Regions from separate parts of the Mus musculus genome. Here region 1 is linked to region 2. A link is a loop called in an ENCODE intact Hi-C map of the cell type or tissue named here. Cell type or tissue: heart. All regions are shown on one strand. Links, peaks and the distances in the headings refer to the core of each region. The heading gives the core; the rest is flanking DNA. Region 1 holds the start of Zfp935 (zinc finger protein 935). Region 2 holds the start of 6720489N17Rik (RIKEN cDNA 6720489N17 gene).

Region 1 (10,365 bases), core at 1,398-9,397, 160 kb after region 2:
TCAATGTCAAAGCTGCTGTGAGTTCTTGCCAGTTCCTCATGTGGGAATTAACCCACGCGGTATTCGACCTCTACAGGTCTGGCAAATGGATGTTACACATGTTTCTTCCTTTGGAAAACTTCAATATCTCCATGTGTCCATTGACACATGTTCTGGCATCATGTTTGCCTCTCCGTTAACCGGAGAAAAAGCCTCACATGTGATTCAACATTGTCTTGAGGCATGGAGTGCTTGGGGGAAACCCAGACTCCTTAAGACTGATAATGGACCAGCTTATACGTCTCAAAAATTCCAGCAGTTCTGCCGTCAGATGGACGTAACCCACCTGACTGGACTTCCGTACAACCCTCAAGGACAGGGTATTGTTGAGCGTGCGCATCGCACCCTCAAAGCCTATCTTATAAAACAGAAGAGGGGAACTTTTGAGGAGACTGTACCCCGAGCACCAAGAGTGTCGGTGTCTTTGGCACTCTTTACACTCAATTTTTTAAATATTGATGCTCATGGCCATACTGCGGCTGAACGTCATTGTTCAGAGCCAGATAGGCCCAATGAGATGGTTAAATGGAAAAATGTCCTTGATAATAAATGGTATGGCCCGGATCCTATTTTGATAAGATCCAGGGGAGCTATCTGTGTTTTCCCACAGAATGAAGACAACCCATTTTGGGTACCAGAAAGACTCACCCGAAAAATCCAGACTGACCAAGGGAATACTAATGTCCCTCGTCTTGGTGATGTCCAGGGCGTCAATAATAAAGAGAGAGCAGCGTTGGGGGATAATGTCGACATTTCCACTCCCAATGACGGTGATGTATAATGCTCAAGTATTCTCCTGCTTTTTTACCACTAACTAGGAACTGGGTTTGGCCTTAATTCAGACAGCCTTGGCTCTGTCTGGACAGGTCCAGATGACTGACACCATTAACACTTTGTCAGCCTCAGTGACTACAGTCATAGATGAACAGGCCTCAGCTAATGTCAAGATACAGAGAGGTCTCATGCTGGTTAATCAACTCATAGATCTTGTCCAGATACAACTAGATGTATTATGACAAATAACTCAGCAGGGATGTGAACAAAAGTTTCCGGGATTGTGTGTTATTTCCATTCAGTATGTTAAATTTACTAGGACAGCTAATTTGTCAAAAAGTCTTTTTCAGTATATGTTACAGAATTGGATGGCTGAATTTGAACAGATCCTTCGGGAATTGAGACTTCAGGTCAACTCCACGCGCTTGGACCTGTCCCTGACCAAAGGATTACCCAATTGGATCTCCTCAGCATTTTCTTTCTTTAAAAAAATGGGTGGGATTAATATTATTTGGAGATACACTTTGCTGTGGATTAGTGTTGCTTCTTTGATTGGTCTGTAAGCTTAAGGCCTAAACTAGGAGAGACAAGGTGGTTATTGCCCAGGCGCTTGCAGGACTAGAACATGGAGCTCCCCCTGATATATGATATATCTATGCTTAGGCAATAGGTCGCTGGCCACTCAGCTCTTATATCCCATGAGGCTAGACTCATTGCACGGGATAGAGTGAGTGTGCTTCAGCAGCCCGAGAGAGTTGCAAGGCTAAGCACTGCAATGGAAAGGCTCTGCGGCATATATGAGCCTATTCTAGGGAGACATGTCATCTTTCATGAAGGTTCAGTGTCCTAGTTCCCTTCCCCCAGGCAAAACGACACGGGAGCAGGTCAGGGTTGCTCTGGGTAAAAGCCTGTAAGCCTAAGAGCTAATCCTGTACATGGCTCCTTTACCTACACACTGGGGATTTGACCTCTATCTCCACTCTCATTAATATGGGTGGCCTATTTGCTCTTATTAAAAGGATAGGGGGAGATGTTGGGAGCCGCGCCCACATTCGCCGTTACAAGATGGCGCTGACAGCTGTGTTCTAAGTGGTAAACAAATAATCTGCGCATGTGCCAAGGGTATCTTATGACTACTTGTGCTCTGCCTTCCCCGTGACGTCAACTCGGCCGATGGGCTGCAGCCAATCAAGGAGTGACACGTCCGAGGCGAAGGAGAATTCTCCTTAAAAAGGGACGGGGTTTCGTTTTCTCTCTCTCTTGCTTCTTGCTCTCTTGCTTCTCTCTCTTGCTTCTTGCTCTCTTGCTTCCTGCACCCTGGCTCCTGAAGATGTAAGAAATAAAGCTTTGCCGCAGAAGATTCTGGTCTGTGGTGTTCTTCCTGGCCGGTCGTGAGAACGCGTCTAATAACACCAACCCCTCTAGCAAACAGAGTAGAGCCAAGAATGTAGGTTAGCCAGTTCAGTGACTCTGTTCCAGGAACTTGACTAACCACAGGACAGATAATTACACAAGCTGCTTCAGTGACCTTTTTCCAGGAACTGGCTGACCACAAAAGTTACATTAAAACTTGAGAACAATCTTGAGAAGCAGGGAGTTTCCCCTTGTGATTTTTTCCACTGGTATTTCGGTATTTTCCAATAAAGCCCTCCCTACCCCTTTGGATTCTGGGTTTTTTTCCTGTAAATATCTCCTCTCCAACCCCTGCATGGGATTCCAGGAGTCAGCCCCAGCGCGCTGGTTCCTGTCAATAAACCTCATGTGATTGCAGCAAGGACAGTCTCTCCTGAGTTCTTGGGGGGGATTGTCTGAGGGTTTCCCCTCTTTAGGGGTCTTTCAAAACCATACGTTTGATTCTTTACATCACATGTTGTCATTCCTGACTGAAAGAGTAACTCAAACATGTTTTGTTCCCTTGTATAGAAGTATATATTTATACCATTAACTTTTGAGACCATATGACAGGATGCACAGAAAAGCTCTCATTTATGGAAATACCCAAGAAAATGCCAGGTGACAGCTCATAGGTAACTATTTAGACCTTAGGATTTTGGGGAACTATAGTTATAGATCAAGGTGAGCTGCCATGGAAATGCTAGGAATGAAGGCTGGTTCTCCAGTTGGTGCTCTTAACAACTGAAAGATCTCTCCAGCCCTACTAACCCACATTCAATAAAGTAAAATATAATACCATACACAAGGTATTTCGGACAAGAGGAGCAGCTTTGAAAAGTGCTGCAAGCACATAGTGGAGTTGGCCTACAAGTGAGACTATGTGTGCTTCAGAGACAGAGGTGGAAGACCAGAGATGCCTAAGTATATTGTAGTCAGGCAATTTCATTATCTGAAGAAGCTGAAAAATAAGCTTCATGGTTTTATATTTTTCTGCTGGATGTTGTGTTGCTTTGGTCTGTTCCTTCTTTGATATGCTTTGATTCTTTGTGGAATAATATTGTTTATTCTTAGCATTGTATGTTGGAAACATAACGCTGTCATTGATGGTCATGGAAGAGTGTGGTTGTGTAAGAGACAGAATTCATTCTCTAGGCATTGAAGCAAGATGTGGCATTTAAATGGGAATGTTGCCCTTTGCTCCTATGTTGCATACTTATTTTCCAGTACCTGGAAGTCTTTCAGAGGAGTAGGAGGAAAGTATAGGATAATCATTGTGGGGAATTTGGGTGACAGCTACCTCAATATCTAAGGTGGGAGATATTTGCCACCATAAAAAACAAAAAGCTCACTTTCAGCTTTTGGATTCAAGGTAGGTACTTTATCTACTTCACAGAGAAGAGGGCCTATCTTATTTTCATCCTAATCTGTCACTTGTGCTCCCCAAGTCCTATTGCTTATTAAAGAGGGGAACTCTTAAGTAGGAGAGTTAGCCCCAGGCAATGAGTTCCCTATTTGGCTAATCAATGCAAGTCAGTCAGTCCTTGAATCATACACATAACCAATAAAAATGCAGTCAGCAAGTTTTATTTATGTATTTGAGTCTTCATAGTCACACATGTATGTAACAAGGAAGAAACTGGCAGGGAAGAATTTAGGATGGAGAGGGGAGAAGTAAGGGGATAAATTGTTAAAGGATATTTGCATATGGTTCTTAGAAAGAGTGATTTGTATTGAAATATCCTAGCTTAGGAAGACTTTGCCTTTTCAGATGCAGCTAGGCCTGTTTTGGAAAGGTGTATTTTGGGTGTGCCTCTGAAAGCCAAAGCCTCAATACAAGAGAATGCTAAGGAATGGAAAGTGCCTGCCCATTTTGAGGCAAGTTACTTGGGAGGGGTCTTGAGGTCTTTGCTGGGTGACTTGGGGCAAAGTCAGCTTGGATGGCATTGAGATGCTCTTCTGTAAAGGTGAGAAGTTTCAGCTCCCTACAGACTTGACCCGGGTCCTCCCACCACTACCTCCCCCTGGAGCTGACCTGCTGCAGCCTGCCAAGGATGTAGTAAGGGAGATAGAGCCTGGTTTTGTAGCAATAAGACATTTGAGCTTTCTCTTGGTGGGCACTCTCTTTGGACTCTGTCTCTATGTCTTGACTTAGAATAGCATTGTGGAAGCAGAGTGGTAAGAAATAGCAGGACAAAGATGAGGAAGGATTTGAAGAAAGAGAGCAAAGGAGCCCTCCTGGGTTTCAGTGAGCTCAAGAGAAAGGTAGACTATGTAAATGGGCATAGACAAAGAGATTTCTGAGCGTCTAGCAGTTTAATTGTACATTCAAGCTTGTAAATAGATATATTGCATACAGTTAAGGAAATGAAGTTAGCTCACTAGGCTATCATGGTTTTACCAAATCTCCCACCTCATTTGACATTTTTGGGAATATATATTAGAAAAATATAAAAAGGTGGGCTGGTGAGATGGCTCAGTAGGTAAGAGCACCCGACTGCTCTTCTGAAGGTCAGGAGTTCAAATCCCAGCAACCACATGGTGGCTCACAACCATCCGTAACAAGATCTGACTCCCTCTTCTGGAGTGTCTGAAGACAGCTACAGTGTACTTACATATAATAAATAAATAAATCTTTAAAAAAAAAAAAAAGAAAAATGTAAAAAGGTAAAGGTTACATGAAGTGTTGTATTATGTTCTAATTTAAATGCATAAAATTAATTTTACAAGAAAAATATAATAAATACAGATATAGTTATGAGCATTGGATGTTGTTCCAGGTGATGCAGGTTGCATTCTAAAAAACAACATGGCTGTAATTCAATTGCTGTAACTGCAATTCAGAGGGATATAGTGCCCTCTTCTGACCACTGTAGGTAATGCACATAGACATGTTCCAGCAATAGGCTCACATAAGTAAAATAAAAATAATGTATATAACATGGAATCTTCTACAGAGATGTCACAGCCTTGAGACACACAGCATTCAGGATGCACTTCTTTCTGGTCCTACAGAGAAGCACCTGTGCCTTTCCTCTGAACCAAGTTGCTGATTAAGAAAAGCAGCCTTATTCTGAGGTTAGACTAGCTCAGCAAACCTGCTCACGTAAGAACGGTAACCACAGTGCTGTTAGGTGATGTTTCCTTGGTATTTTCTGTTTGTATTCTCTGTCCATTGTATATGGAGAGTTGTGGCATTGATACATCTTTTAAATGTACTTTTAGATCATACATTGTTGACTAGAAGGTCGTTTTCCTCTGTAAATCTCCATCTGCCTAAGTGACTATTGTTCAAACTATAGCTGTGGCCCTAACCTAAGAGAGACTTAGGTACAACAGCATATTGGGAACTAAAAATTCTGTTCTAGGCTGGCTCTTCTTGGGCATCAGTCAAAGATGAGTGAGTGATCTTTTCCTATGAAAGGATGCTATTTCTACCTGTTACACCTCCAGTCTTTTAGAAAATTATTTCTGAGACAAGGTTTCCTATGGTGAGTCATGTAGCTCTCATTCCACTCTGTTATCTCTCAGGGCAGTATCATTGCTATCCTATTGTTTAAACCAACTAAATTCTTTTTTTTTAAAGATTTGTTTATTTATTATACACTGTAGTTGTCTTCTGACACACCTGAAGAGGACGTCAGATCTCATTACCGATGGTTGTGAGCCACCATGTGGTTGCTGGGATTTGAACTCAGGACCTTTGGAAGACCAGTCAGTTCTCTTAACCACTGAGCCATCTAACCAGCCCCCCACAACTAAATTCTTAAGTTAACATTTGTACCACCACTGTGTTTTAAAATTATGCATTTGAGTCATGTAATAAACTGTTTGTTGAGTCAATAGGAAATGGATTTGCATGAGGGGCATAGCTTCTGCATTCTGACCACAATAGGAAGAAGTTTATTGTGTACACTAATGGGGGAATCAGGGTGGGTAATCAGCTGCTAGAGTTGCAATAATGAAAGTGCCTGATGCTGGCATGGAGGTAATTTTATAATTTTCAGTGTGTCTTAATTCATGTTGGGTAAATGAAGGCAGACTAGATCTATGGGTGTATGATTTATGATGTCAGTTAAGCCAGTGAATACTCAAATTGCAGTTAGGTTACTACTGTCCTATGAGATATGTGCAATCCTCATTGACATAATTAAGTCAGCTCAGAAATTTAAAACACAGGCCTTCATTGGCTGTAGTTGTGTGTGTCAAGTTACAGTTCTCAGCAGGCAACAATCCACATAGAAGCATGGTCAAACAGTATTTGAAAGATGCTATTCCTTCTACCAGGAAATGGACTATTCTTTTACAAAGTCAGAATGGCTATGTGTTTTTTCAATAATATTTCTGTTTGTAATAAGTCAATTATTGGTTCGCTTTAAATGCAGCACTGCTCTGATCTCTTACTTGTATCCATTCTGTGATGTTTCCCAGGCATAAGAATTTCTTTCCATTTCTTTTACAAGTGCTGCTTAGGACAAGGTCTCCTGTGCCCAGGCTGGGTCATGCCATGTAACTGATAATTGCCTTGTACATCTAATCCTGTCTCTAAAGCCACATGATGGGAAGACAGTCCTGCATCTCTTCTAGGCTAGGCTTTGAAGGTGAAAGTTTTCCTGGTATGTCTGTACTTGACATTAGCAATGAGTAGTGAGGTCACCAATTTTCCATCTTAATAGTCACCTTGACTGGTCATTACTCTGGTCTGCAGCCCAGGCAATTAATAATCTGGAAAAGGGGGCTGAGGAGAAGGCTCAGCAGGTAAGAACACTGACTGCTCTTCCCAAGGTCCTGAGTTCAAATCCCAGCAACCACATGGTGATTCACAACTATCCATAATGAGATCTGGAGTGTCTGAAGTCAGCTACAGTGTAATTATGTATAATAATAATAAGAAATAAATCTTTGGGCGAGAGCAAGCAGGGACTAAGTGAGTGGGACTGACCAGAGTGAAGCAGAGGTCTGAAAAATTCAATTCTCCACAGCCACATGAAGGCTCACAACCATCTGTACAGCTACAGTGTACTCATATACATAAAAAATAAATATATAAATCTAAAAAGAAAGAATCTGGATAAAAACTGAACTTCCTGTTAACTGATGTTGCCACCAATGTAATTATTTCAAATGACTGTAGTTACAGGAGTTCAGTTACTTAAAACCAAAGAGATGGGCACTGTGAATGTTTTTATTATTTTCACCATTTAAGATGGGAAAACCCTTATTTACTCTGGAGGTTTTGGTTAAGTAGAAAAAAAATTAATCTAGGCCAGAACTTCTGCTGTGAGCCTACATATATAAAGGATATTGAAGATGGTAGTTCTTTCTCTTTCTCTTCTTCCCACATACTGGCCAGCAAGGTCTCTTTATTTTTCTAGCATTAAGGCTCCATCTTTGGAATGCTGAAAAATACTAAAGACCAGCTGAGACATAAAGGCACTACTGTTTTCTTCAAATCTCCGTTGGTACAGTCATTGATTTACCAGTGGGGCCACATTCTGTGAGCCATTCTTATCTATCCACTTTCTGCATACTTAAAGATATCCATGCTCTGAGTTCTGTTCATCTGGAAAACCTTTACTAATACAGATATGTTTTTTCACCTTCCCACGTAGGAAGATGTGCTGGCTAACAATAGTGCTCCATAGTGATTGGCAACCATCCCCTGCTTTTCTCCCAGGGTTGTCTGGAGTCTCATCTGTAGCAATTGCATATTAGCTGCGATTTTCCTGATGTCAGTGTAAAATGAGAGAAGCAAACATCACATTTTATGTCCTAAAAATCTCTCTTTAATTGTAATTATCCTTGGAACCTATAGTTCATTCTGCTCCAAGTTGAATAATGTACTGTGCAAGGTGTGGCTCTTGATTCCTTGGTGGAGGAGGGGGGCGGAGCGAGGAGAAGCAGAACCGGCGGCGGCCTTGGAGGAGCAGGAAGAAGAAATTCCTGCTGAGTTCTGGATGACAGAAAGATAGACTATTGTTGGACAGGACTGAAAGAAAGTCTTGCAGATCTCAAAAGGGTCAGCATCTGGATAAGAAACCCGAGCTGGGAAGCCCTAAGCTGTGTGCCTTCAGCGCACTGTAACCCTAAGGGAGGTGCTCATGTCAATCAAGTCTCACTAGCCAATCAGGGCCTCCGGATAGGCAGGGCAATAGAAGTAGAGGCGTGTTCTTCCGTGTGCCTTGTTCCGGTGCTCTGTGTTCCTTTCCGTTTCGAGCAGGCTGAAAGCTTGGTCTGATTTGTTTTAATCTCTGCTGCCAGGGGCCTTAGGGAATTGCCAGCGATCTACGACGTGGCGACATGGTGAGCGTGTGACCACTGCCCTTAACCGGAAGGAGCAGGGGTCTAAGAAGCTGGAGTCGGGGTGACGGGATGCAGGGGACCAGCCCTGGCCATTCTTGGTTCCTCTTCAGGCAGTGGAGGGGGAAGAGTGTCTGAGGTGACAAGACTTGGTTTTCAGGGATGTTTAGGGTTGCTGTTTAGTATTAAGACGTTTGCCTATCTTAAGTCTCAGTCGCGTTGCAGCAGAAGCTGACCTGCCCGAGTTCCTCTGAGGCAAGGCTGGACGCTGCGATCTCTGGTATTTAGAGCCTCCTCTTAAAAAGACAGGGGATTAAGTGAGTAGCTTTTGTTCTATCTCCACAGAAACTGGGCTGCTCTAACTTCCAGCTGCTAGTTGAAGTCACAGGAAGAAAAGTGGGACACTTTTAAACATGTCTTTAATCTTTATTTCCAAGTTCTTCTAAAAAGTTTCCTATGAAAGTTCTCTAAGGAAAGGGAGTGGGTGATTAAGTAAAGGAGTCATTGCTAGAGCCTTTCCCTCTTGTCCAGATGCCTCTTGCTTGATAAGCTTGGGGGAAGTTTGGAGCAATAAACTTCTCTTAAACCAGGAGAAGAGAGCCACCCTCACAGTAGAAAAGACTTTTACACAAGCAAATATGGATAAACTCACATAAATTCATAATACAAATTATTATACTTTTGAGCGGTTAGTTTGTTCCAATGTATGTTGAATTTTCAACTAGAGGGGACTCCTTTGCAGATATGTCTAATCCACTTGCACAGTTACTTCAGCTCAGAGTGTTGAGAAGCTGTGTGTTAGGTTACGTCTCTCCGCAGCTCACATTGCACGTAGGGGTGAGATCTAACTGTATCTTCTCTTTTTAGTGCTTTTTGTTTTTTGTTTTGTTTTGTTTTTGGATTTTTTTTGAGACAGGGTTCCTCTGTATACCTCTTGCTGGCCTGGAACTCACTCTGTAGACCAGATTGGCCTCGAACTCAGAAACCCGCCTGCCTCTTCCTCCCAAATGCTGGGATTAAAGGCGTGCGCCACCACTGCCTGGCCTAACTTTATCTTCTTATGTCATTATCTCTGCTAGGGAATAGCCTGCAATTTTTCAAAATCACTCTCCTTTACCAATAACCAGACCAACACCAAATGGCTTCTCATCTCTCTCTTTTATAGAAGATTCTGATGCTAGGAGTATTTGCTCAAAAGCGCATACATCCTGCTATCTATTATACTTTTAATATTTATTATACATTATATTGTGATTAGTGAATCAAAGTCAGCTGTCTGTCTGTATCAGACCCTATCTCAAACACAGGAAATAATCAAAATTGTATTTGTGATAGGCTTGCAGACTCCAGTTTTTCTTTCTTTTACAAATTAATATTAAGGTTAAAATTAGATTCCAAGTTAAAAGTCACCTTTTTTTTTTTTTGTGACTTGTTCTTCATTTGTAATTTTGTGATTTCCACATCAGAAATGGATTCCAGTGTTCCTGGTATGTTCTGTTAACTGTGTGATAGTGAACTAAGTTACTAACTGAAAAAGATTCCACTTTTGTAAGCACATGCTATGTACCTAGGCCTTGAGCTTGACTATAAAAGCACTCCCCTGCTTTTTAATAAACCGATTTCTCTTTATTCAATTTACATCCTGCTCACTGCCTTCCTCCCAGTCACCCCCCCCCCCCATAATTCTTCCCCCAGCTCCCCCTCCCCTTCTCCTCTGAGTCCATGAGCCACATTGTATTACCTAGATTTGGTAATACAATGTATTTCGTAGGACTTATGTACTATCTTGGTTTCACGGTAAGTTCAAATTTTTATTCAGATTCTTGATTGCCTGGTGTGTGGACCCAAAAAATGGGCCAG
Region 2 (10,365 bases), core at 1,594-9,593:
ATTCTGTGATTGTCTCAGGACAGTAGCCATAGTCTTCCCTGCAGCTCCAGAAGTTCGGGGTCATGACATCATTAAGTGTTATCTGAGATGTTTACCACTGTAAGTTTTATTCTTCATGTTTTTTTGCACAAGATATCCTAGGTCACTTCAGGAGCAGATTCTCCCACAAGTGAAAAAAATCCTCATGCTGGGATGAGCTTCCTCATGGCATATACAATGCAAATTATTCATACCTGAAAAAACAAATACAGTCAAAGGAATGCACACAGCAGGTTTTCTTCATGTATTTGTGAATTTTTCATCCTTAACAAAGAAGATATTTGAACACTTTTGGGAATGGATAAAGAATAGAAAATGAAGAAGAAAATAATGCAATATTTTTACTTAACATGTACAAAAGTACAATTTAAATAAGCACATTGTCAGACAGACAGCCTAGCAGTTAACATAAACTGGATATTGTTACAGTAGACAGAGGTTCCATTCCCCAAACTACCTGGTTATTAACTATTATTGGGAAGTATTTGCTGTTGCCTTCTGTTCTCAAACACATGCATGCAAAATAAAATTAAAATACATATAAAATAAATTTAAAAATTATACCTCAAAAAACTGGAATTCTCCACACTGAAAACTGGAATTCTCCACACTGAAGTCATGGCCCTGACATTGACAGTAGTCTGGCTAATTGGAATGTAACTCTTTCTTGTCCTGCATTGATGCACCCATTACCTTCCTCTGAACCAGCTTGCTCAGGAGGAAACAGCTGGTTTAGAGTAGCTCAAAAGAATTGTTCATGTAAGAGCAATAACCATAGTACTGTTAGGCGACTTTTCCAGTATTCTATATTTGTGTTTGTGTCCCTTGTATGTGTGACAATTGTGGCATTGATAGTTCTTTTAACTCAATCTTTGAAATCCTCCTTCATGATTAAAATGTGCACTTGAGTTATAAATCCCCATGTACCTCAGTGGCTAGACGTGCAGACTCCTTTCCCTATTGCTGTGGTTCAAAGGATAACCTGGGTCCTAAAACTTAAAAAGAATTAAAATGGTAGCATATGTGAAATGCAAAATCTCTTCTTGGCTGGTTTCTCTTGAGCTGAATACACACTCTTTGTAAAGAGATTTTTCAAAATAATCATTTACTTTTGTGCAGTGATTTCCTTATCAAACACATCAGTGCTAGAGCAGCTGTACCTCCAGCCCAGAAAGATGTTTCTGAGAAAAACTCTCCCACTTACACTCAGGTGGCCTTGCTCTCAGTTCTTGCTCCTGAGGGCAATAACATACTGTCTTCTTGATTAAGCTAGCCAAATGGTTAAATGAACTGCCTGCAGCACCACTCAGTTTTAAATGACCTGTTCGAGCCATGTAGTCAACTTTCCAGTGCAGTAAGGGGGGAAAGGATTTGCATGTGGAGCATGGCTTCTACCTTCAGACCAGAGTAGGAGGACAAGATTTTTGTGTAATTCACAGAAAGATATTTGGCACACAAACAACTCGTAGTATCACCATTATGTAGAAGTCCCTGGTTATGCCAGGGTGAGTGAACTTGTAGTTCCCCAGCATTTATTAATTCATGTCATGTGAGTGAAAGCAGATCAAACTGGTGGGCATACACATTGGGATGATTAGCTTGGTCCGATGAATATTGAATTTCCAACTAGATGTCAATATTGCCTATATGTCCAATCCACTTGCAAATTTACTTCAGCTCTGAGGGCTGAGAAACAGGCCAGTGATTTCATGTGATTGCATGTGTTAAGTTACATAACTCAGCAGCTAACATTGCTCATGGGGTGAGGTAAAACCCTATCTTCTTAACAGCATTCCCTCTGCCAGGGAATGCTCTCCTTTTTTTGAAAATTGGTGGAGATATGTGGGAACTTTTCAATGATGTTTATCTTTTTAAAGAGTTAATAATTGATTTCAGTTTTTTGTTTGTTTGTTTGTTTGTTTGTTTTGAGACAGGGTTTCTCTGTGTAGTCCTGGCTGTACTGGAACTCACTCTGTAGAACAGGCTGGCCTCGAACTCAGAAATCCACCTACCTCTGCCTCCCAAGTGCTAGTGTAAAAGTCGTTTGCCACCACTGCCCGTAATTTCAGTTTTTGAATGTGATTTCCTTTAAATGCATCTCTGCTATTGTCTCTTAATTGTTTTCATTCTCCAATACTTCCCAGTCATTAAAAATTTCTTTTCATCTTTAAAGGTGCTGTAGATTATTTATTCCTGTTTAGAGCATTATCTCTTGTACTATGGGCTGGCTCATACTCTGTAATTTAGAATTAATTTGAACTTCCAATCCTGTCTCTGCTGCCACAAGCTCGGGTGTCAGTCCTGCACCTCTCCCAGCCTGGGCTTTGACTGCATTGAAAGGAAAGATAGGCCAGTGAATGATTGTCATCCAACTTCTGTTTTCTGTTGGGACTGTCCAATGAAGCTGCACCTGTGCAAGAATTGAATTTTGTGACCAACTTTGAGATATGTTTAGTCATAGCCCAGAAAGGGTCAGGACAAAAGGAGGTGATAATATCTCTGCTTTGACAGTACTTAAGATTTGCATTGAAGTAATCAATTTTAGATGATTGATAACTGTCCTGCTGACCCATTTTTCTATCCAACCCCAGACAATCAAGTATCTGGATAAAAAGCTGAACTTGCTAAAATGTCAGATTACTGTAGTTACACTAGTTCTTCCAAGAATAATATCTAGGTAATGATTGTGTTCCTACCGAATGAGACATTTTTCCAAGTTTTAAGATGATCCTCCTGAGAGACTAGGCCTGAGTAACACTTGGTGTGCTCTAATACACTTCCCTCCTTCTGGAGAACATAATCATCAAGCCTTTTCCACTTTAAAGCTGTATTTTCCATTATACTTACAGCATTCCCACCATCTCTCTTCTGTCTCCGAATTCCTTCATAGACAATCTATTGTTTTTCATGAGGGATATTTCTCTGTGAACAACAGTTACTGTTTGAATGTGACCTATGTTTGTCTGCAGGACTTCCCAGCTATGAAGCAAATTGATGGCAGAACTAACTGTAGGTGTGTAAGAGAATGTACACATGATGTACCCTGTTCCTTGATTGAATAAATCAAGTAGACATGCTCTGGAAGACTGCAAGTTCTTCTTCATATCTAAAATTTCCCAGTCTAGGACCCTGTCTGCACCCATTGTGGAATGGCAGAGCTCAATAGGCCTGGCCTCTCTGAGTCATTTGATCTCTTCCCATCCTTAGCAGTGCTGCTACTTTCCTGAGGTCCAGCAGGGTGACCTAGATAGTGATGGACGCTGGAAAGAGCTAACACTCAGTAGCTACAGTAGGAGAAACCTTGTGGGTTCATTCTAAGATTCTCCTCTGAAGCAGCCCTACAAGCAATACTGTGCTGAGTGTGGCAGCCAGTGTTTAGGATGGTAACTTCCATGGTCAGGAAGAGCAGGTTGGCTGAGCTATCAGAATCTGATCTGCTGGGACTGGGAAGGGTTGTTAGAGAGACAGTAGTCCTGCTCATTCATGTAGTGACCTGGGCAGAGGAAAATTATACCAGTAAGTATGGTTTAACACAGAAAACAAAGGGAGTGAAAATAAAACATGGTCCAAAATTGAACTGTGAATCTATCTGTGGTCGGGGATTCTGTGTTTGTAGATAGAATAAACTCTTCTCACTGTAGATTAGGATTTTTGACAAATAACAACACAAATTGTTTAAAAGCTTGTTTTTTTGTTTTTGGTATAGTTTATTTATTTCCCCTGAAATCGTAGACTAGAATATACATTTGATACTTTATTTCACATGTCATTGCTGAATGAAAGAGTAACTCAAGCAACTTTGTTTTGTTCCTCTGTAGTATAGAAGTATATTTTCATGCCATTCATTTTAGAATCTATATGAAAGACATGCAGAAAAGGTCTCATTTATGGAAATACTACAGAAAATAACAGTTGACAGCTCATATGTAACAATTTGGACCTTATGTTTTTGTGGAACTAAACAGTTGTAGATCATAGTGAGCTGCCATGTAAATACTAGGAATGAAGCCTGCTTCTACAGTTGGTGCTCGTAACAACTGAAAGATCTCTCCTTCCTCACTAACCCAATTTCAATAAAGTAAAATATAATACCATACACAAGGTATTTGTGACAATAAGAGAATCTTTGAAAAGAGCTACAAGCAAGTCGTGGAATCGGCCTAAAAGTGAAGCCATGTGTGCTTCAGAGACAGAGGTGGAAGACTAGGGATGCCTAAGTTTATTGTAGTCAGGCAATTTCATCACTATCTGAAGAAGCTGAACAATGAACTTCATGATTTCATATTTTCCTGCTGGATTAGGTCTTGCTTTGGTCTGTTCCATCGTTGATATGCTTTGACTCTTTGTGGAATATTGTTTATTCTTAGCTTTGTATGTTGGAATCATAACAGTCTCATTGACAGTCATGAAAGAGTGTGGTAGGGTAAGAGCCAGGATTCACTCTATAAGAGTTGAAGCAAGATAATGAGTTTAGATGGGAATGTCGCCCTTTACTCCTATATTGCATACTTATTTTCCAGTACCTGGAAGTCTTTCAGAGGAGTAGGCGAAAGGTATAGGATAATCATTGTCGGGAATTTGGGTGACAGCTACCTCTATATCTAAGGTAGGAGAGGTTTGCCACCACAAATAGCAAAAAGCTCACTCAGTAAATAATTTTATTATTTAAATAAAAATAATCCACTTGTAGCTTTTGGACTCACAGTAGGTACTTTATCTACTTCACAGAGAACAGGGCCTATCTTATTTTCATCCTAATCTGTCATTTGTGCTCCCCAAGTCCTATTGCTTATTAAAGAGTGGACCTCTTAAGTAGGGGAATTAGCCCCAGGCAATGAGTTCCCTATTTGGCTAATCAATGCAAGTCAGTCAGTCCTTGAATCATATACACATATCCAATAGAAATGCAGTCAGCAAATTTTATTTATGTATTTGAGTCATCATAGTCACACATGTATATAACAAGGAAGAAACTTTCAGGGAAGAATTTAGGATGGAGAGGGGAGAAGTAAGGGGATAAATTGATTAAGGATATTTGCATATGGTTCTTAGAAAGCATAATTGGTATTCAAATATCCAAGCTTAGTAAAGACTTTGCCCTTTCAGATGCACCTAGGTGTGTCTTGGAACGGTGTATTTTGGGTGTGCCTCTGAAAGCCAAAGCCTCAAAACAAGAGAATGCTAAAAAATGGAAAGTGCCTGCCCAGTTTAAGGCAAGTTACTTGGGAGGGGTCTTGAGGTCTTTGCTGAGTGACTTGGGGCAAAGTCAGCTTGGATGGCATTGAGATGCTCTTCTGTAAAGGTGAGAAGTTTCAGCTCCCTACAGACTTGACCTGGGTCCTCCCACCACTACCTCCCCCTAGAGCTGACCTGCTGCAGCCTGCCATGGATGTAGTAAGGGAGATACAGCCTGGTTTTGTAGCAATAAGACATTTGAGCTTTCTCCTGGTGGGCACTCTCTTTGGACTCTGTCTCTATCTCTTGACTTAGAATAGCATTGTGGAAGCCGAGTGGTAAGAAATAGCAGGACACAGATAAGGCAGGATTTGAAGAAAGAGCAAAGGAGTCCTCCTGGGTTTCGGTGAGCTCAAGAGAAATGTAGACTATCTGTGTAAACCGGCATAGACAAAGAGATTTCTGAGCATCTAGCAGTTTAGTTGTACATTCAAGCTTGTAAATAGGTATTTTGCATACAGTTAAGGAAATGAAGTTAGTTCACTAGGCTAGCATGTTTTTACCAAATCTCCCACCTCATTTGACATTATTGGGAATATATATTAGAAAAATGTAAAAAGGTAAAGGTTACATGAAGTGTTGTATTATGTTCTAATTTAAATGCATAAACATTTATTTTACAAGGAAAATATAATAAACACAGATATAGTCATGATCATTGGATGTTGTTCCAGGTAATGCAGGTTGCATTCCAAAAAAACCTCAAGGCTGTAATTCAATTGCTGTAACTGAAATTCAGAGGGATATACTGCCCTCTTCTGACCACTGTAGGTAGTGCACACAGACAGGACCCAGCAAAACACATACATAAAATAAAAATAACGTATAAAATATGGAATCTTCTACAGAGATGTCACAGCCTTGAGACACACAGCATTCAGGATGCACTTCTTTCTGGTCCTACAGAGAAGCACCTGTGCCTTTCCTCTGAACCAAGTTGCTGAGTAAAAAAGCAGCCTTATTCTGAGGTTAGACTAGCTCAGCAAACCTGCTCATGTAAGAACGGTAACCACAGTGCTGTTAGATGATGTTTCCTTGATATTTTCTGTATTTGTATTCTCTGTCCATTGTATATTGGAGAGTTGTGGCATTGATACATCTTTTAAACTTACTTTTTAGATCATACATTATGGACTAGAAGATGGATTTACTCTGTAAATCTCCATCTGCCTAAGTGACTATTGTTCAAACTATAGCTGTGGCCCAAACCTAAGAGAGACTTAGGTATAACAGCATATTGGGAACTAAAAATTCTGTTCTAGGCTGGCTCTTCTTTGGGCATCAGTCAAAGATGAATGAGTGATCTTTTCCTATGAAAGGATGCTAATTCTAACTGTTATACCTCCAGCCTTTCAGAAAATTATTTCTGAGACAAGGTTTCCTATGGTGAGTCATGTAGCTCTCATTCCACTCTATTATGTCTCAGGGCAGTAACATTGCAATCCTATTGTTTAAATCAACTAAATTCTTAAGTTAACATCTGTACCACCACTGTGTTTTAAAATTATGCATTTGAGTCATGTAATCAACTGTTTACTGAGTCCATAGGAAAAGCATTTGCATGAGGGGCATAGCTTCTGCATCCTGACCAGAATAGGAAGAACTTTATTGTGTACACTAATGGGGGAAACAGGGTGGGTAATCAGCTGCTGGAGTTGCCATAATGAAAGTGCCTGATGCTGGCATGGAGGTAATTTTATAATTTTGTAGCATGTCTTAATTCATGTTGGGTAAATGAAAGCAGACTAGATCGGTAGGTGTATGATTTGTGATGTCAGTTAAGCCAGTGAATATTCAAATTGCAGTTAGGTTACTATTGTCCTATGAGATATGTGCAATCCTCATTGACATAATTAAGTCAGCTCAGAAATTTAAAACACAGGCCTTCATTGGCTGTAGTTGTGTGTGTGTCAAGTTACAGGTCTCAGCAGGCAACAATCCACATAGAAGCAAGGTCAAACAGTATTTGAAAGATGTTATTCCTTCTACCAGGAAATGGACTATTCTTTTACAAAGTCAGAATGGCTATGTGTTCTTTCAATAATATTTATGTTTTTAAAAAGTCAATTATTGGTTCCCTTTAAATGCAGCACTGCTTTGAAATCTTACTTGTATCCATTCTGTGATGTTTCCCAGGCATAAGAATTTTTTTCAATTTCTTTTACAAGTGCTGCTTAGGACAAGGTCTCCTGAAGCCCAGGCTGGGTCATGCTATGTAATTGATAATTGCCTTGAACATCTAATCCTGTCTCTAAAGCCACATGATGGGAAGATAGTCCTGCATCTCTTCTAGGCTAGGCTTTGAAGGTGAACGTTTTCCTGGTATGGCTGTACTTGACATTAGCAATGAGTATTGAGGTCACCAATTTTCCATCTTGATAATCACCTTGATTGGCCATTACTGTGGTCTGCAGACCAGGCAATTAATAATCTGGATAAAGGGGCTGGGGAGAAAGCTCAGTGGGTAAGAACACTGACTGCTCTTCCCAAGGTCCTGAGTTCAAATCCCAGCAACCACATGGTGGCTCACAACTTTTAATAATGAGATCTGGAGTGTCTGAAGTCAGCTGCAGTGTAATTATGTATAATAATAATAAATAAATCTTTGGGCCAGAGCAAGCAGGGACTAAGTTAGTGTGGCTGACCATAGTGAAGCAGAGGTCTGAAAAATTCAATTCTCCACAGCCACATGAAGGCTCACAACCATCTGTACAGCTACATTGTACTCATATACATAAAACAATAAATATATAAATCTAAAAAGATAGAATCTGGATAAAAACTGAACTTCCTGTCAACTGTTGTTGCCACCAATGCAATTATTTCAAATGACTGTAGTTACAGGAGTTCAGTTACCTAAAACCAAACAGATGGGCACTGTGAGGGGTTTTTATTATTTTCACCATTTAACATGGGAAAACCCTTCTTTACTCTGGAGGTTTTGGTTAACAAGAAATTCTGCTGTGAGCCTACATATATAAAGGATATTGAAGATGGTAGTTCTTTCTCTTTTCTTCCCACATACTGGCTTGCAAGGTCTTTTTATTTTTCTGACATTAAGGCTCCATCTTTGGAATTCTGTTACGTGCTGAACACCAGCTGAGACATACAGGAACTACTGTTTTCTTCAACTCTTCATTGGTACAGTCATTGATTTACTAGTGGGGCCACATTCTGTGAGCCATTCTTATCTATCCAATTTCTGCATACTTTGAGAGATCCATGCTCCGAGTTTTGTTCATCTGGAAAACCTTTACTAATACAGATATGTTTTTTCACCTTCCCACGTAGGAAACCGTGCTGGCTAACAACAGTGCTCCATAGTGATTGGCATCCATCCCCTGCTTTTCCCCCAGGGTTGTCTGGAGTCTCATATGTAGCAATTGCATATTAGCTGCGGTTTTCCTGATGTCAGTGTAAAATGAGAGGAGCAAACATCATATTTTATGTCCTAAAAATCTCTCTTTAATTGTAATTATCCTTGCAACCTATAGTTTATTCGGCTCCAAGTTGAATACTGTACTATGCAAGGTGTGGCTTTTGATTCCTTGGTGGAGGATGGGACAGAGTGAGGAGGAGGAAAACCGGCGGCGGCCTTGGAGGAGCAGGAAGAAGAAATTCCTGCTGAGTTCTGGATGACAGAAAGATAGACTATTGGAGGACGGGACTGAAAGAAAGTCTTGCAGATCTGAAAAGGGTCAGCTCCTGGATAAGAAACCCGAGCTGGGAAGCCCTATGCTGTGTGCCTTCAGCGCACTCTAACCGTAAGGGAGGTGCTCATGTCAATCAAGACTCACGAACCAATCAGGGCCTCCGAATAGGCCCGCCAATAGGAGTAGAGGCGTGTTCTTTAGTGTGCCTTGTTCCCCTACTCTGCATTCTCTCCGTTGCGAGCAGGCTGAAAGATTGATCTGTTGTGTTTTGATGTCTGCTGACAGGGGCCTTAGGGAATTGCCAGCGATCTACAACGTGGCGACATGGTGAGCGTGTGACCACTGCCCTTAACCGGAAGGAGCAGGAGGCTAAGTAGCTGGAGTGGGGGTGATGGGATACAGGGGACCAGCCCTGACCATTCTTGGTTCCTCTTCAGGCAGTGGAGGGGGAAGAGTGTCTGAGGTGACAAGACTTGGTTTTCAGGGATGTTTAGGGTTGCTGTTTAGTATTAAGACATTTGCCTATCTTAAGTCTCAGTCGCTTGGCAGCTGAAGCTGACCTGCCCGAGTTCCTCTGAGGCAAGGCTCTCTGGTATTTAGAGCCTCCTCTTAAAAGGCAGGGGATTAAGTGAGTAGCTTTTGTTCTATCTCCACAGAAACTGGGCTGCTCTAACTTCCAGCATGCTAGTTGAAGTCACAGGAAGAAATGTGGGACACTTTTAAACATGTCTTTAATCTTTATTTCCAAGTTCTTCTAAAAAGTTTCCTATGAAAGTTCTCTAAGGAAAGGGAGTGGGTGATTAAGTAAAGGAGTCATTGCTAGAGCCTTTCCCTCTTGTCCAGATGCCTCTTGCTTGCTAAGCTTGGGGGAAGTTTGGAGCAATAAACTTCTCTTAAACCAGGAGAAGAGAGCCACCCTCACAGTAGGAAAGACTTTTACACAAGCAAATATGGATAAACTCACATAAATTCATAATACAAATTCATACCCTTTTGGTCCAATGTATGTTGAATTTCCAACTAGAGGGGACTCCTTTGCAGATATGTCCAATCCACTTGCACATAGGGGTGAGATCAAACTGTATCTTCTCTTTTTGGTGTTTCTTATTTTTTATCTTTTTGGATTTTTTTGAGACAGGGTTCCTCTGTATAGCCCTGGCTATCCTGGAACTCACTTTGCAGACCAGGCTGGCCTCGAACTCAGAAACCCGCCTGCCTCTTCCTCCCAAGTGCGGGATTAAAGGCATGCGCCACCACTTCCTGGCTTAACTTTATCTTCTTATGTCTTTATCTCTGCCAGGGAATGGCCTGCAATTTTTCAAAATCACTCTCCTTTACCAATAACCAGACCAACACCAAATGGCTTCTCAGCTCTCTCTTCTATAGAAGATTCTGATGCTAGGAATATTTGCTCAAAGGCACATACATCCTGCTCTCT

What was found. Hi-C counts contacts between places; a loop is a spot of excess contacts. Peaks named below come from ENCODE experiments on the same cell type or tissue, not always from the same donor. Only the 100,000 strongest peaks of a DNase experiment are listed, where the experiment ranks them.
Region 1: a loop joins it to region 2, with 2.7 times the contacts of the local background. A loop is called at or near these places in 5 of 42 quality-filtered maps.

Annotation. Positions count from the first base shown.
Region 1 is chr13:62,464,850-62,475,214 of GRCm38, reverse strand. It overlaps Zfp935 (zinc finger protein 935), which reads left to right and starts at 8,403. Exons shown (of 4, transcript NM_178875.4): 1 at 8,403-8,508. The coding sequence starts at 8,506. In heart, for the core only: a CTCF peak has its summit at 5,066 (motif pointing left); a DNase peak (open chromatin) is centred at 8,324; H3K4me3 peaks cover 884 bases; H3K27ac peaks cover 531 bases.
Region 2 is chr13:62,622,927-62,633,291 of GRCm38, reverse strand. 6720489N17Rik (RIKEN cDNA 6720489N17 gene) reads left to right here and starts at 9,110. Exons shown (of 3, transcript NM_173381.1): 1 at 9,110-9,254. The coding sequence starts at 9,252. In heart, for the core only: a CTCF peak has its summit at 6,024 (motif pointing left); a DNase peak (open chromatin) is centred at 9,121; H3K4me3 peaks cover 895 bases; H3K27ac peaks cover 735 bases.